2 separate regions of the Mus musculus genome follow, and region 1 is linked to region 2. The links are chromatin loops, found by intact Hi-C in ENCODE. Cell type or tissue: gastrocnemius. All regions are shown on one strand.

Region 1 (5,000 bases), 750 kb after region 2:
CCACGTGCATTTTCTCTATTAGGAGCGCACTCACCCTGAGCAGTTACATGCTTTAAGAGAGCTTCCAGATGTTCCTTCTCAGAGGCAGTAGCTTGATGGAGCCATGCCAGCATGTCTCCCACATACCTAAAGAAAACCACCTGTTAGTAAAGACGCTCCAGGGGAAAGAGTCTAATCCTCTCCTAGGGTCAATCACTATACCTCAGCGGGTCATGGGAGTGCATTTCAATGGGCCTAGGTGTACCTCCTGGCCCTCCTCTTGTAAGAGCATCAATAAACCCACGAACAACAGTGCTTCGTCGGGCCGTTCCAAATTCATCTAAGGTATACCTAGAAGAAACACATGATGTGAGAAATACCTATTTCCCCTAACAGACACTTCAGTCTACTAGTATCTAAGATGAGCAAGACAGGAGAGCTTTATTAGGCACACCCTCCTCGAGAAGTACTATCTCGCAACTAAAAGTTATGAGTCATTTTAACACGTTGAAAATTCAGTCAAAAGGTACCAATTTTGCTCCTTCAAAGAAGGAATGCTTTGGACCAAGAGCAACGGCAGTGGTGGTGGCAGCGGTGGGGACAGCGGTGGGGACAGCTGGCCTGGTCCCACAGTGGCTAAGCATGGTGCTCCGAGCACACACCTAATTCCCAGAAGCTCATTAGAATGCTGCAGCCCAAATACCAAGGCCTTTGATTCATATTAAAAATTCTCCTTCTGTTACTCTCACTTAGCATCCAAAACAGATCCTAAATTGCTGATTGTTGAAAGCTTATTTTGACTCAAATGAGACATATTAGTTGTTCGGTACATTTATTAACTGGCTATGTATGCACAGCAAGTATCTTTTACATTAGAAGTTATTCATCATTGATGAAAATGGGGAAATTTTCTATGGTGGAGGAATGGGACTGACAGAGAAGGAAAGCTATGAAGCAGCAGGGGGATCTGGGTTAAGTGTGTGTGGATGGATGGAATCTGTTCTTGTATCCTAATATACCTGCCATCCTTTATGCCCTTTTAGAGTCCATACACAGCAAAAGTTATAAAGTCAGCAGATTCCATACCACCAATTTTGAAATCCCTGAACAGTATTCTACCAGCCTAAATATTAGAAATAAATTCAATAACTAGTGAACAAAATTTACCAAAGTTTCCTCAAGATGTCTAAAAGAATTACTTTCTTAGGCTACACAGCTTTCTGAATTATTTATAGCTATAAGGAAAACTCCAACAATGTCAGAGCATTTCTGGGTGCTCTTCCTGGTCATATTATTCCCAACTGCGAGGGAAGAGAGTGGAGTGACAGACAGTGGGAGTTAGGAACACGGACCTCTCCTGTGTTAAGATCTCTGCAGATACATCGGGGCGGGGGGAGGGGACGTGCAGGGGTCAGACAAAGCTGTGCTCTGCTGCACAATGTCTTCCATTTGCTTTCTCTATTTTAAGATAAACTAGAGCCAAAACTTCACTTCCATCACACCCTGGAACCACTCAGTGTTCAGAAGGAACATGTGTATCGGGCCTGGGGAACACTGGGATTTAACCTGTACAAGAACGAACATGAAGTCTCACTTAACATTAAGGTCAATCCTCCTGCAGGATAAATGTAATTTAGGAAAAAATAGCATGAGGCAGAAAGGACCTTCAACCATCTCTAGACATGGAACATCTTTCTTAGAGACAAATAAAAACTAAATAGGACTTTCCCAACAAAGGCCAAAATTTCAAAATGTAGCTTTTATAAGACTGAATGTTCAAAATACATAAATATTCTAAACTTCTGTTCCAAAAGCAAATCTAAAGAAAATAATACTGTAGAATCTCCTTTTTAGAATGCAACACAAATTCATAAAACAAAATAAAGCATCAGTTTTGTACAAGATCTACCTCCTGAGGGAGGTAACGTATACTCTTCAGGAGAAAGGGTTAGCAATATATTTTAATGGTGGCACACGCCTTTAATCCCAGCTCTTGGGAGGCAGAGGCAGGTGGATTTCTGAGTTCGAGGACAGCCAGGGCTACACAGAGAAACCCTGTCTCAGAAAAAAAAAAAAAAGTGTCTATACTCAGCTTTAAAAGCAGTATGTGTGCACAGCTGCTCGGCACAGCTGCTGTGATAAAAACACTCTGACCTATAGCAAACCTGGAGAGAAACGACTTGATTTTAGCTCACAGTCTGTCACTTCTGGGAAGTCAAGGCAGGAACCTGAAGGAGTTCACACCACACCACACCACACCACACCACACCACACCACACCACACCACACCACACCACAGTTGAGTGGGAAGATGCACCTACTGCTGCCTCATTTGCTGCTTTAGCTCAGCAAGCATTCTTCCCTCTTACTCCGCTCACACTCAGTCCATTTGGTGCCACCACATCCAGGTGGCCTCCTATGGCAGTTAACAGTCAGGACAATGCCACCTCACCCTGGTAGACTCTCAGCCACAGCCAGCATGGTGTGGATAATTCCACTCTGGGGCTCTCTTTCCAGGTGGCCCCAGGTTGTGTTAACAATGAAAAAGTAGTGATTGGTACAGTGGTTTATTAACAGAGCACATTAGCATACAGTTGAAACTACTAAGAAATACAAACCAGGCAACTTTCTCAAGGACTTCAACTGACATTTTCTTGTGCATGGCATTTATTCACTTGAAAGGGCTACACACTGCTTAGATGAAGTTCCTACACTGCCACCTGCTGTTAACAGGAAACATCCTACAGCTGACACAGGCACTGAGCGATGATTCCTTAAGAAAAGGCAATTTTCCCTTTCTCAGCATTCACCATAGCCTAATGAGTGGTCCTGAAACCTACTTTCCTACTCAACCTCCAAACATTGCTTACAGCCTTCCAGGTTCTATCACTCTTGGTGGTCTGTGCTCAGCAGAGCAAGTCTATGTTTCTTTTCTCTTCCTCTACTGTCCTTGTTGGCTTATAGACCCCTGCTTAGGCTGCAGTCTCGGCCTGTCTCTGCACTGGTTAGAAATGTCTTACATTCAGTGACATGCCCAGCATGAATTAGGCACCTGTGAAATGAGCCCTCCACGGCCCTGGGAAACAGGCACCATTACCATCCTCACTGCAACTAGAAACAAAGGTGCACAGAGGGTTAAGGGCTCCTTCAGGATATCTGACTCAAGAATCTACTCTGAAAGCTCAGTACCTGGTGCCTGGGGAGATGGCTCATCGAAAGAGGACCTGCCACACAACCACAGGGATCTAGGCTCAGGCTGAATGTGTGAGCTCTAGAGTAAGTGAGGGATCCCATCTCACAAAAACAACAATTATAGTAGTAGTAGCAACAACAACAATAATAATGATAAACAAAGTTCAGTGGTAAGACACCCAACATTGACCTAAGACATAAATCAATCTAGGTGCCCATCAACAGATGAATACATTAAAAATTTGGTACATATGTAGCACAGAGCATTAATAACCACAAAGATGTATGAAACCTTTTCCTTTGCAAAAAAAATGGATGGAACCAGAGATGTCATTTTAAGCAAAATAAGCCAGACAGATAGCCAAGTTTAGCAAACTGTAAAAATAATCCCCTACCTCTAAAAACCCTTCCTCTGAACCAAGGTCTGCTAGGAACTGAAGGGGCAAAGGAAGTAGGACAGACGGACGTCCCCGGTATACACGGAGTGCCTGTCTGGGAGTCCGCAGTGAAGCACTGAAAACTTTAGTCTCTGAACAAGGACAGACTGCAGCTCACACAGCACTCACTTAGAATCAAGTCCACATGTCTAGGAACCACAGACTGTAGCAATCACTGCCAGTGCTAGCAACTGCAAGGGGACTGCAAGCTGCTCTTCAGCAGTCAGCACCGGCTCATACGTGCACAGCCAGTTCACCCCTCCCCAAACAATTCACATCTTCACACCCACGACTCCCCCCCTAGTAGAATATTCTGCTCCCCCCAAGAAAACACCTCTTCAACCCGGGTGGGGCTCACTGTACACGTTTCCCTTAGGAAGTGCACCCTGATGGACATCTTCCTCACCTATCGCAGGACACTTGGGCCACCTGGGACATGGCATTCAGACCATCAAGGACCCATCCTATTAAAACAGGCTTGTGCAGGGCGGTGGTGGCGCACGCCTTTAATCCCAGCCTTTAATCACTTGGGAGGCAGAGACAGGCAGATTTCTGAGTTCGAGGCCAGCCTGGTCTACAAAGTGAGTTCCAGGATAGCCAGAACTATACGGAGAAACCCTGACTCGAAAAAAACAAACAAACAACCCCCCCACCCAAAAAACAAAAACAAAAACCAGGCTTGTTTCTATGATGTTCCGAGGTTAAAGGAGCTGAGGGAAGCGTCTGATTGCTTCCATCCCTAGCACGCAGAGCAGGGCCTACCCTGTAACATGTAGGTGCAAGCTGCAGAGGCTCTTACTGCACACAGCTGGCCTGGCCCAGCATTCGTGGTCTGTGATGGAGTCATGGAAACCTGGATGAAAGGGGACCCTCAGGGGTGGCTCTGAATGAACCCCTGGTGGTCCCCAGAGCATCAACACCTGCTGTCCTCACAGCAGCTTTTACTCTGCTCCAGAGCTTTATAAATGCACTGACTTTTGTAAGATACAGAGTTTAAAAATCAACAAGTTAAATGCATATGGTCCCCACCCAAACCATTAGTCTGATGATCTTAGCTGGCAGTTACAAGATCAGAGACCTGAACCTTAAAAAAAATGCCTGGCTGTAAATATCCTCTTGTCTTCTCAGAGAAACTATATTATAATATCTCACATGGTCATCTTCTCCCAGGGCTGCGTTGCTGTGGGGCTTTTAGTGATGTACAATCCCAAAGGAGTTGATGAGATGGCAAACTGATTAAGCCACTCAGCTGCCACATAACCAAGAGACAACTGTACTGCAGGGGCACCCTGTTCTTCCCTTTATTGCATACAGTGTTCAAATAACCTGGTGCTACACACACTGCGTGAATCTCACTGAGCAGCAGTTGGGCACGAGTGCCATGAGTCAAGG
Region 2 (5,000 bases):
TTTACATGGGACTGGGGATTTGAACTCAGGTCCTCACGCATAGCAAGCACTTTACCACTGAGCTAACTCCATGTCTATCTGCCTAGCTTTCTTTTTAAATGTATCTTGCCTTGCATAGTGGCTCACATATTCAGTACTAATAATGAGCAGGCTTAGGCAGTGAGTTTGGAGACAACTTGACCTACAGAGGAGACCCTGTCCCAAAATCAAACTCAACCAAACGCCTTAGCTTTATTTTATGTGTTTTTAAATTTACTTTGTGAATCTGGGGGTTGACTGTGGCCCTGTGCATATCGACCGAGGGCTCTCTACCATTTAGTGACAGCCTCAACCTCCTTATATTTTTTTTTTCCCAGCAAAATAACAGCTGCTCTTAGGAAGCATAACAAGTTTCCTGAAGATAAAATGTGTTTGTATAGCAAAGTGTTAGAACCCTTCTGATACATTGTAAGCACTGGGTAAAAACATCGGTCTATAACATGGACCCTGATACTGAATAGCCCATGTCTTAGGACAAAGACTTTGAAACTTTGACAAATGAACAGTTTATTTGTTTAGCTGCCTCTTGAGATTAGGATCCTTTAGTTCTTAAACGGAATTCGAGAAGGCCATCCAAACCTTCTAAAGAGCAGCCGGCTCTTTGGCCAATGCTCTGCTACAATAACAACATATCACAGATTAGGTGGTTTAAACAAACAAAATTAACTTTCTCACAGCGTTTGAGCTCAGGTCTAAAATAAACCTGTCCGAGGTTTGGTTTCTTTGGGAGGTCCCGCACCTCACCTGAACTTGCAGGTGGACCCTGCATCCACTCTGGCCATTCGTCTGTGCAAACATATCTATGTTTACATCTCCTCTTGTAGAGACAAGTTGCACTTGGGACCACCCGGATGATCTCATTTTAACTTACCTCCTTCGGGGCCCCATTATTTCCATCACCGAGGTATTTGTGGCAGGTGGAGGTGGGAAGCTGGCCTTCAGTCTGAAAGGGACACCAGAATCTTCAAACAGTCAGGTTCCCCAAGCAAACAAAGCAAAAGATAAAAACAAGTCAAAACAAAAACACAAAACAACTTACATATGCTGTGTCAATCAAAGGATGGAAGGCTTTTGCTTCCTTCTTCCTGCAGAGCTGGAGATTGGCGCACATACCTTAGGGGAAGTTCTAGGAGAGCTACATCCTCAACTCCGATAGATGCCTGGGTGATGGAGAAGTCACGGGAGCAGTCCCATCCCTGCTGGATATTAGTGCGCTGTCCTGACGTCACAAGAGCCTGCACAGACCCCGTTCTACCTGACTTTAAATTAAATGCATCATGTTTTTGTTGTTGTTATACAATTTCTTTAGCTGCTTTTTCACGTGTCTTCCCCCAAATTGACGGAAACGGGAAGTGGCAGCATTAAATAGAGGGAGGTGAGCCATTTCAGGAACACAGATGTCTCTTCAGCAGGATCCAACTCAAGAAAGGCCTTGGATCTTCTGAGGGTCAAAAGGAGCTTTCTGTGCCACTTGCATGATTTCTGCATCACAACGTGTGTGTGTGTGTGTGTGTGTGTGTGTGTGTGTGTGTATGTGTGGTGTGTGTGTGTGTGTGTGTATGTGTGGTGTGCGTGTGTGTGTGTGTGTGTGTGTGTGTGTGTATGTGTGTATGTGTGGTGTGTGTGTATGTGTGGTGTGTGTGTGTATGTGTGGTGTGTGTATGTGGTGTGTGTGTGTGTGTGTGTGATTTCTTGTGTGCAGTGGCACTTCTGCACGTGGTGGTTGAGGTTGAAATTAGTTGTCCTTCTCAGCTGCTATTCATTTTGTTTCTGGGCACAGTGGTGCCCACTGTTAGTCCCAGCGCTCATGAGACAGAAGCAGGTGGAGCTCTGTAAGTTTGAGGCCAGCCTGGTCCGCCAGTGAACTCTCGGAGAGTGTGGTAGTGTGTATATGCTTGGCTCAGGGAGTCAAACTACTCAGTGTAGCATTATTAGAGTAGGTGTGTCACTGTGGACGTGAGTTTAAGACCCTCGTTCCAGCTGCCTAGAAGCCAGTCTTCCACTAGCAGCCTTCAGACGAAGACGTAGAACTCTCAGCTCTGCCTGTACCATACCTGCCTGGATGCTGCCATGCTCCCACCTTGATGATAATGGACTGAACCTCTGAACCTGTAAGCCAGCCCCAATTAAATGTTGTCATTAATAGAGTTGCCTTAGTCATGGTGTCTGTTCACAGCAGTAAAACCCTAACCAAGACAGAGAGCAAGGGCTTTCTAGAGAGACCCTGACTCCAAAAAATAAAAGTAAATATAATTTTAATGTTATTATTGCAGGGGTGGGGTGTGAGAAGAGGTCAGAGGCCAACTCTCTCCACTGAGTTCTGAGAACTGAACTTGGGTCTTCTTGGTTTAGGAACACAACTTCCAATGGGCAACTCTTTCCAGTCCTGCACATGAAGTTGGGATGCCAAGAGTGAGAGACCCTGGAATCTGGTTCTAGCTTATGATAGATACAGGTTTGCTTGAATAAATGGCCAGCCAAGTTATGTAAATGATTAACCGTGTGATGGACAAGTTTGATTCACAGTGATGTTTATTTGATTGATTGATTGATTGATTGATTGACTGGTGTTTCTGTTTTGTCTTGTCCCCCTCAAAAGGACTGATGGATCGAAATTCTGCTGAGTTTTCCGGATTCTACCAATAGGTGGCACCATCTGCACGCCATTGCTAACTTTTTTTCCCCCCTTGCTTCCCCCTGGCAAGTCAGCTCTGGGCTCCACCGTGGGGAGTCCACCCCAGCCTAAGCTTGTTTAGGGCAAAGTCCCTAGGATCTGCGCTCGCCTTGGGCCGCCCCTGTCCCGTCAGCAGAGTCGAGTCAGAGGAAACACCACACCCTCTGGGTGGGGGAGGTGGGCAGTGATTTAGAGAAAGGGAATCGCCCTTTCCTGATCTCTGTTCCGTTTTCTGCTTCAGATCTGTATAACTGGAAGATCCAGACCACCCCCCACCCCCCCTCCGCTGATAAGTGCCAATCTGTCTCTCACACCCATCGCCCTACATGGGATGTTTGCCAGCAATTCTGATTCTGTTTTCTTTGGCTCGTAGGGAACTTAGTAGGACAGAGGCAAGAAAGGGTTTTTGGCCTCAGCCACCGGTACAGTGGCTAAAAGCTACTGTCTTTTGAAGCAACTTTCTCACCCAAACACCCCGATTGGGACCCCAGCATGCACACAGGTTCTCAGACCCTGGACACTTTTCACCTGTACCTTATAAGTGGAAATCGGGGTGCCCCTCGAAAAACCATTAATTTGTGTACGACTTCTGAAGTTCCTTAAGGGCGGTTCTAAAGCGATGAGAGAGAGAGAGAGAGAGAGAGAGAGAGAGAGAGAGAGAACCCCTTAAAATTGTATACCTCTATTGACCCACTGGCTCCGGAAAATGCTGGGACATTAAATTCAACTTTGTCACTCAATCACCTCCAGACAAAACAAAAACAAACAAACAAACACTCCAAAAAGTTAGAGGGATTTACAGGAGTGCATAGCTCTCCGTGTACAATGCCAAGACACTTAAAAGGCAGAGGCGAAGCCAAGAGTATGCTGGCTGCTGTCCAGTCAGCTCACTCTGAGCTCCCCAGGGCTTGAACTGCTCAGGTCCAAGGAAGAGATCCTAAAAAAACAGAGAAATGGGGCCAGTTAGCAACCAAAAAATAATTTAAAAAAAAAATGCCAGTACAAGGAGCCACAGGCACCAATTACAGACCATAATCTCACACCTATAAGAACAGTTAACCTGAGCCACAGGTATGATACTCACTCCTTCCACGTGGTCCCAAATCACCCTTTTCCTCCTGAGCAGAGATAGTTGTCAAAAATTAGGCGCCACACCTGCCTTTACTCCTCAAAAACCTAGAATTTCTTTTGCACCTGCTACCAACCCAGCTTACCTGCCCCTCTGTCTGAAATGCATTTTCTAGCTCTCCCAGACTCCACACCGGAAACAAATCCAGGTCCAGGGATCCTGCTCCAGGACCTGCAACGACAGTTTCCTAAGGTATGGGCTGGGACAAATCCAACAGGCTTGGCAGCGTACCACCCATACAGCCATGCCCATAAGGGTTCGGCAATATCCCATAAACCAAAAGACTAGACTAAAAATTGCTCCTCATATCCAGAGGCTGTTAGAAGCTGACATCCTCACCCCATGCCAGTTGGCTTAGATTATGCCTTCCTGTATTCCAAATCTGTACACTTTGCTCTGTCCCCTCCTCACAGACATCCAGAGCTGTATAGACAGCCTGGATGCTCTCTTGAGGATGCTCTCTTCCCCATTCCCCCTGTACCAGTGAGCCAGCTCATATTTGCCTTTGAACAGTCTGATCCAGTGCCCAATGAGAATAGCCAGCTAACCTGGACATGACTTAAAATTCCCCTAGACTCTTTGGGGAGACATCATAAAACGACTTAACCGGATTCGGGCTGTCACACCCTGGCTCCTTTCCACTCCAGCGTGTAGATGATCTTCTACAGGTAGCAGCTGCCAACCACCTCCTATTTGAAGTACACAGAGGGCTTGCTGAGCTCTGCCAAATGGAGGTCTCTAGTAGGATATAGGCTATCTGGTAGGATAGTGGTTCACGCACGGGAGGAAACGCTCAATGATACCCCAAGGGAAGCAGCCATCCTCAGGACCCCTATCCCCCAAACCAAGAAGCCGGTAGGAGAATTTCTGGGGATGTGGAACATTACAAGCTGTGGATTGCTGGGTTTGCTGTAACTGCCCCAGCCCATTATTCTGTCATGGAAAGGCAGGAGACTCGCCTTTTAAAAGACAGAAGCAGAGGAACAACCTTTCCAGAAACTAAAGTAGACTCGGACCAGAGCCTCAGTTTTGGCCTTACCAAATGCCATGTCCGCCATGATTTATCAGAAGAGAAGCCTATTAGCTACAGAAACAAACACTGAGATGTTGGGAGGTGGTTTTTGTGCACTGTGTATTCAGATGCTGACCAGATTTGCC

The links. A loop is a pair of places that touch in the nucleus more often than their neighbours do. Peaks named below come from ENCODE experiments on the same cell type or tissue, not always from the same donor. Only the 100,000 strongest peaks of a DNase experiment are listed, where the experiment ranks them.
Region 1: a loop joins it to region 2, with 12 times the contacts of the local background. A loop is called at or near these places in 23 of 42 quality-filtered maps.

The regions. Positions count from the first base shown.
Region 1 is chr3:53,002,212-53,007,211 of GRCm38, forward strand. It overlaps Cog6 (component of oligomeric golgi complex 6), which reads right to left. Exons shown (of 19, transcript NM_026225.3): 9 at 202-330; 10 at 35-126. Among named protein-coding and RNA genes, the nearest start is that of Cog6, 13 kb to the right of the region's middle. In gastrocnemius, a CTCF peak has its summit at 2,701 (motif pointing left); no DNase peak of the experiment used is centred here.
Region 2 is chr3:52,255,158-52,260,157 of GRCm38, forward strand. Gm30125 (a long non-coding RNA gene) reads left to right here. Exons shown (of 2, transcript XR_375648.1): 2 at 1,131-1,339. Among named protein-coding and RNA genes, the nearest start is that of Foxo1, 11 kb to the right of the region's middle. In gastrocnemius, a CTCF peak has its summit at 2,683 (motif pointing right); DNase peaks (open chromatin) are centred at 2,770, 3,084 and 3,583; H3K4me3 peaks cover 1,019 bases; H3K27ac peaks cover 1,730 bases.